2 separate regions of the Homo sapiens genome follow, and region 2 is linked to region 1. Evidence: chromatin contacts called from ENCODE Hi-C or POLR2A ChIA-PET data. All regions are on one chromosome and are shown on one strand. Each heading gives the region's core, a stretch centred on a gene start or an enhancer-like site at or near the end of the contact. The rest is flanking DNA. Distances are from core to core; before and after follow the strand shown. Region 1 has its middle 17 kb from the start of CLLU1. Region 2 has its middle 73 kb from the start of LINC02397.

Evidence for each region. Hi-C counts contacts between places; a loop is a spot of excess contacts on that map. ChIA-PET counts read pairs that join two places held with the same protein, here RNA polymerase II (POLR2A). Pooled maps may share reads with other maps.
Region 2: a map with no recorded cell type shows a loop between it and region 1 (5-fold over the local background). The contact joins two enhancer-like sites. A Hi-C loop is called at or near these places in 1 of 168 maps with a recorded cell type or tissue (endothelial cell of umbilical vein), 7 of 37 single-sample maps with no recorded cell type and 11 of 50 pooled maps. POLR2A ChIA-PET finds 5 or more read pairs at or near these places in 7 of 52 experiments (BJ, CD4-positive, alpha-beta T cell, CD4-positive, alpha-beta memory T cell and 4 more).

Annotation. Positions count from the first base shown.
Region 1 is chr12:92,402,683-92,405,802 of GRCh38, reverse strand. No RefSeq gene overlaps it. Among named protein-coding and RNA genes, the nearest start is that of CLLU1, 17 kb to the left of the region's middle. RefSeq lists cis regulatory regions at 512-961, 1,592-2,125 and an enhancer at 1,554-1,803. Within about 2 kb of position 1,827, at least 7 of the 41 ENCODE cell types and tissues checked have a DNase peak (open chromatin) inside an H3K27ac peak, as active enhancers do; they include CD4-positive, alpha-beta T cell, where a contact is called at or near this core.
Region 2 is chr12:92,538,284-92,541,747 of GRCh38, reverse strand. No RefSeq gene overlaps it. Among named protein-coding and RNA genes, the nearest start is that of LINC02397, 73 kb to the right of the region's middle. RefSeq lists an enhancer at 2,600-2,649. Within about 2 kb of position 1,612, at least 19 of the 41 ENCODE cell types and tissues checked have a DNase peak (open chromatin) inside an H3K27ac peak, as active enhancers do; they include CD4-positive, alpha-beta T cell, where a contact is called at or near this core.

The DNA.
Region 1 (3,120 bases), core at 578-3,077:
ACACATCGGAACACCAGAAGGAACAAACTCCGGACACGCTGCCTTTAAGAACTGTAACACTCACCGTGAGGGTCCGCAGCTTCATTCTTGAAGTCAGTGAGACCAAGAACCCACCCATTCCGGACACACTAGGATCACATTAGCTTTTTCACTCACCACTTCACCCAGTTACTATATATCAATCTTACTTTCTACAAAAAGTTTTAAAATTTTATATAAATGTAATTGTTAAGCCAAATTTCTTGCATTGCTATAAGGTTTTATATTCCCAAGAGAAGGTTGTTATACTTATGCCTATACACTTTTAGTATATTCTATTTGATCTTGTATTTTCAATCTAAATGGAAGTTACTGCATTCTCAAAGCCCTCCTACTACTTAACCGTGGCTAATACAGTTTCCTAGAACACAAGGAGAGTGATCAAGACTCATTTGTTAGTGTAAATGTCTTTTCCCTGGCATTATAAATGACTAGTGTCAGGGAAAATTACTAAGCTGATATTTAGGAAATTTTTTTCTATTTTTGAAAAGTTATTAAAAACACACACACACACATACACCAGCACACATTCTTGGGATGAAGCCTAGCACAACTGTTTCAATGTGAATTCCTTTAGCCTTTTCTCCTTTTGGACAGGGAGTTTCACTGTGTGTGCTGACACATTGTGTGGGGTTGAGAAGGACAAGAAAGGAGACCAAAGATAAGGCAGAAGAAGCGGGTGGATACCACAGATAACACTTTAGGCAGGTTTAAAATTCTTATTGAAGAAAACTCACCTAGCAGTGGCTGAACTAGGTGACCCTGAAGGCTCCTTACAAACCTATGATTCTCATAATCTATCTCATAAATAAGCAGATTCCAGCCCCAGAAGCCTCAGTGTACCAACCTAGGAAACGGTAGCATTCTTTTTTTGAAATACTTGTTCTAAGTACTGTCTCTTCAGATCAAGAATGGTGTTCCTTCTTAATAGCTCCTCCATTATCACTACTCCCCCAATCACTATCTTTGTGACTATGAAAGCCTGACTCTGAAGGCTAATCCTTAACCTTCCTGGTCTTCTTTACTAAAGTCAGTCTTTGGTATGAGTCATTTGAGATGGATGCATGGGCCTTTTCTGTAGTAATAGCAACAACGATAGTAGCAATACTAATAGTTAATATTAATTGAGCACATACTACATGTGAGGAACATGCTGTGGCATAGGTACTATATTACTAACTACCACATGTTACTGAAGAGTAAGCTGAGGCACAGAAAATTACATAGTGCCAGGGGCAGTTAAATAGGCACTCCTAACTATAGAATGCAAATTACCATTCACACATGGGCATAGTTCCTGCCATTTACCACCCTCAGAGGCTGCAGACTTAGCTGCCAAACTGCCAAAGGTTTACACAGATGTAAATTTCAGGCTACATGAATCCCATAACTTTTTGTGCCTACTTTTCACTAATTCACCTGACTTTGACATCTCATGCTTCTATAAATGTCTTTTAACTCAGTGGTTAATAAGAAGCTAAAATGGTATTTTGGTATAATTACAAAGTAATCAGCATAAAGTTTTGGGCAACAATTGAATTAGTGGCTCCTCGAACAAAAGGACAGAACATGTTACATTTTAACATGGTGCGTAAAAAAAATGCTTACAGGATCAAGGCCATTAATCCCTTTAGTTCACTTGGACTGAGGGTGGGGAAATCCCAAGAAACAGCAATTCAATCACCTTCTTGAACAGCCCACATGCTCAGATGATTTCTGAGAAATGAACTTAACTTTTAGAGGTTTCATGATCAGCTGCTGGATGACATCCGGCACCAACTTAACCACTAATCTCAGATCTCATAGCAACACAGATCGCCTGGAACTCAAAATAGTCCTGCCTCAAGCTCTTTTCACTTCTTATCACTTCAGCAAGAGCATGTGAAGGAAAGGTGTCTATCAGCCAACAGCTGCTAATTTTCAGAGAAATGAATGGATGTGTGGCTGCTTCCATTTAATCAGTCACCATCTATCTCAGCAGTATTAATGCTTCCATTTGACCAGCCACCTCTATCTACACATACTTCTTTTTTATCTAAGAGTCTACTGGACTTTTTCAAATTCATCTGAACATGTGATATTTTCACAGGGCTCAACATTGAACAAAATCCTCTTTAATCCTAACCTTTCACCACTTTATTTTATTTCTCAACATTTCCCTTTCATAGAAACACATTGGAAGCTAATCCCCAAGACTTTGAGAGAAGTCACCCAAGAAAGTCTGACTTTGCTGGAAGATCTTTAAGCTGCTTCAAGCCTTGGATGTCATCTGATCACTGCTCTTGATTTCTTTATCCTTGGACTGCAGTTAGAGACTTGGCTGCTATAAAGTGAATTACTCTTGAATAAGGGCATAGTTTCCACTGTGATAACCTTGTTTCTATCCATGACAGCTAGGGAAACTGCAGCCTGAGAGTGCTTTGCTTGGTAGCAGGTGTAATGTAGTTTTGACTAAAATTCTGTTGAAGAAAACTCTCTCAGCTTGCCCCCAAACAATTTATGTCAGCAGAAGAAATAAATAAAGAAATAATAATAGAGTATATTGTTTGAATTTGTTGCAGTGGGGTATATTGTTTTATGACAAAAAAACAAGTATCAATTTTTAGTTGCACACTTCTAGGTCACCTAAATGGTTGGTTCTGGCACAAAATTTAATATAAGGAAATGTGAAAACTCCTCCCCTAACTTCTGCCAAGCCTCTCCTGTATGGTTAACTGCTGCTTTCATGTCCCCTGTCACTGAGAGGACTTTGGTAGTCATATTTCATCTCTGTAATTCCCATATGAACTTGCCTTAAGTTAAAAACAACCAAGGATACATTCTCCTTTGCTTTGTAGGAGGTGGTGCCCAGAGTTCATAAACTGAATTTAAATTATACCAAAAGAGATCTTCAAACTGTGAAGAAAGCCTAGCATATGACAGTTTGCTCATAAAGACCAAGTAAAGCTACTGTATTGCAGAGGAACCAACAGTTTAGTATAATCCAATTCAATTTGCAAGCAATCATTAATTATTTTCTGGGTTTATTATATCATTAATAGCTGTAAATAAGCCACGTATTTCAGTTGAAAGGAATCAATT
Region 2 (3,464 bases), core at 363-2,862, 140 kb before region 1:
TTTCCCGATGTACTAGCATTCATCTTTTCTAAGTATTTGCATGTCACATAAAAATTTCTTCTCAGCCTATCACTTTTTTTTCTCTCCTGTCCCTGGTCCAAGCAATGTTGTCCACATCCTGAAGAACTGCTCCATGAGCCCACAGTAGGACACTCTGAGGCCTGGCTCACCAGACTACATATCATGAGTGAGCACTTGGAAGTTCTAATCTGAGTGATACGGATGACATGTTCTCTGTGCCTTTGAATATCTAGTTTCTCATCTATAACACGATCTTTGAAGCTATACAAGGAGAGAATCAATATCACCTGATCACCATCTTTCGCCCTTTGAAAGGCATAAAATTCTAAGTAAGAATACTACACATCATGCTGTGTATTTTACTGCATGCATGCTAAGCCTTTACCAAACATTTTTAAAGGAAAAGAAGAATAAATTAGGATAGGAGCATTCAAAGGAACCCATAAGATGTCCCCTTAAAGAAAGGATTTATGGATAAGGAAACAAAAGCCCAGGTGGCCGATGTGATATACTTGTGGTCACACAGAGGAGGAAGTCTCCTGAAGCAAACTCAAGGGCGCTTTGTACATCATACTAATCCTACTTGTTGATTTATAAAAGTATTAGCTTCTTTATTTTCTCCTTAATTAGGACAGAGAGTAATTATCATTATTGGGTCCAGAAAGAATTATGCCAATGTTCCAAGATTGTGCATGGAACATTTGTTATGCAAACTGCTGCCCTTCACACATAGAGAGTCCCCATAGGCTATGTCCTCCTCCCTGGGGCTGCCAATGTGTCTAAATTGCTGGGAGCATCTCCCCCAGGCTTATGAACATGAGCTGCTCCTTTGATGGGATTTTGATGGCCATGAAATATCATTTAGGAGAGGGGTTAATGCCTTTTTTGTTGTTGATCTTTCACCTTCAGGGAGCATGAGCCTCTGAGAGATCTGCTTTCACGCCATATTCACAGAAAGGTTTTGCTCAGCCTGAGCCAGGCGGTTGCTGACTGCCAGGGCCAGCGTGTGCCGACTGCTGCTGTGTTTCCCAGCGCTGCCAGCAGGATCTTATTCTTTGTATCTGCACCTCCCAAACAATTCTTCCGGGGCAGCTTTGTCTGTGCCCCTCTGCTGGGCTGAAGGGCTGGTGCTTAGGGATGCATGCATCCCGCCCTTTGCCCTCATGTCTGAGCTGTTCGAATCTGATTTCCAGGGCAATTGCAGTTTGGCGGCTCCCCGGGGCATCCTCTTGAGTGGCTGCTCTGCTGTTACTGTTTGGGAGGCCTCGGAAACTCCCTTGGGTAGTTTGTCAGATGGTCTGATGAGAATAGCAGGAGCCTGTTTTCCATAGTCAGATTGTCATTTTCATCATCATTTTTGTTGTTGAGTTTCCCTTTTTAAAAAATAAAATCATAAAACAGACATACTCTTTTCTAAACAAGTGTAGACTTTTACCATGAGGGTTGGAAGGGGCCTCACTGAGTAAATACCTCTTCTCTCACCCTCGTGTGATGGCTTCTTTGTTTTGAACTTGGGTGTGCCCAAGTGGTTTTACAACCTCCCTTGGGTATCAACAGTCCTTATCCTCTCACCATCTGATCTCTCTTCCTGCTTCTGGTCCTCAGAGGGTGGTCAGACAGTGCTCCCAAGAATGGGTTGAGGTTCTGAAGGTATGTGGGCACCTAAAGATCCTAAGCTGTCAAAATGACTGCTGTCCAGGAGAAACTGACCAGACCTAAGGTTCAATCTGGGGAAACTTGACGCAATAACAATTAGCAAGTACTAGGCATTTTGCTGTGTATCAGGCCTGGAGATCAGCAGTTTACGTGAGTGATTTTCACACATTCCAAGAAATAGTTTCTTCCATTATTTCCACTTTACAGGTGAGAATATTGAGGCTCTGAAAGGCTAAATGACTTGGCTGAAGCCACATACTTAGTGGCAGAGTCAGAATTCAGTCTCTAAGGCTTTTGAATTCCAGAACTCATACTTTTAGCCATGATGGTATACAGATTTAGTTCTGGGGTCTGGAGACCATTGACAGTCTTGGAAATAAACTGTGTCTCAATATAAATAAAGGACAGATATGGTTGTGTTCAGTTCTTGGACACATTCCTTCGAACTCCAAAGGACAAGAGGTTAACCTCATGACTTTGATAGAAAACAGAAGACAGGTTGTGAGGTTTCTTGGGTAATTCTGGGTATTTGGACACCTGTTCAGTTATTCTTGGATTCTGTGATGGGGGGTGGGGGGAATATGGGGAGGCTGAGGTCATTATTGCAAAAACCATTTCCTGAGCGCTTGACTTCAGGAAATGCTGTAGCATTAAAAATACCCATTGTGTGGGAGTGATAGAAGCATGACTCACGTTTAGCAATTGTGTCCATAGGTCACAAAGGATTTGGGGAACACAGGAGATATTCACACAAGACTGTGTCTGTGGGTGGTTCATTAAGAAATTTTTAGTAGGTTGAGAAGCATGGTCGCATTTCAAAAGGAGTGACATTTAAGATTCTCCATGGAAGCTATGAGACTTGGCTCATCATTCATACATTGATTAACAAATGTCAATTGTCCGCCTACTAAGTGCAGGTCCTTGTACTGGGTGCTTTGGGATTTTGCAAGAGGAATAAAGCGTGGCTCTTGCCCTTTAGTGCAGTGTTTATGAAGTGGTGACAATGAAATAGGCTGCTTTTAAAATTTCCCCTTTTTTCCCCCTTGACACTTTGACAAAAGGAAGACTATCCCTTAAAGAAAGACATTTTGTTTTATTTTCCAGGACAAATACTATCAAAAAATCAGGTTTGTTAACTCTCAGGCCTTGTGCCTAGGAAAATATGATTATCAGGATAAAAGATTCAGGGGCATGTCCTGGCTTAGGTACCTTTTGTTCACTGTAGGGTAGAGTACAGTGAACAGTGAATACAGGGTAGAGGGAATAGGAATTTTTTTTTGTTTGTTTTGAGATGGAGTCTTGCTCTGTCGCCCAGGATGGAGTGCAGTGGTATGATCTCGGCTCACTGCAACCTCTCTCTCTCAGGTTCAGGCAATTCTCCGCCTCAGCCTCCTGAGTAGCTGGGATTACAGGCACCCACCACGACACCTGGCTAATTTTTGTACTTTTAGTAGAGATGGGGTTTCACCATCTTGGCCAGGCTGGTCTTGAACTCCTGATCTCGTGATCCACCCACCTCGGTCTCCCAAAGTGCTGAGATCACAGGTGTGAGCCACTGTGCCTGGTCAGGAATTGTTAATTAAATACTCATGGTCTTTTAAACTGGGCCAGAGGATTCTTTTTTTTGGCTTTGTTTAATATTTTGTATAAAATTGATGCATAGTAAACATGACACTAAAATACATGTACATTATGAAGTCTGATAATATAATGATCACCTGTGAAACCACCACCCAACCTAAGTACCATAATAGTTTCAATGACTTGCATTTCTTTTCATATTCTTC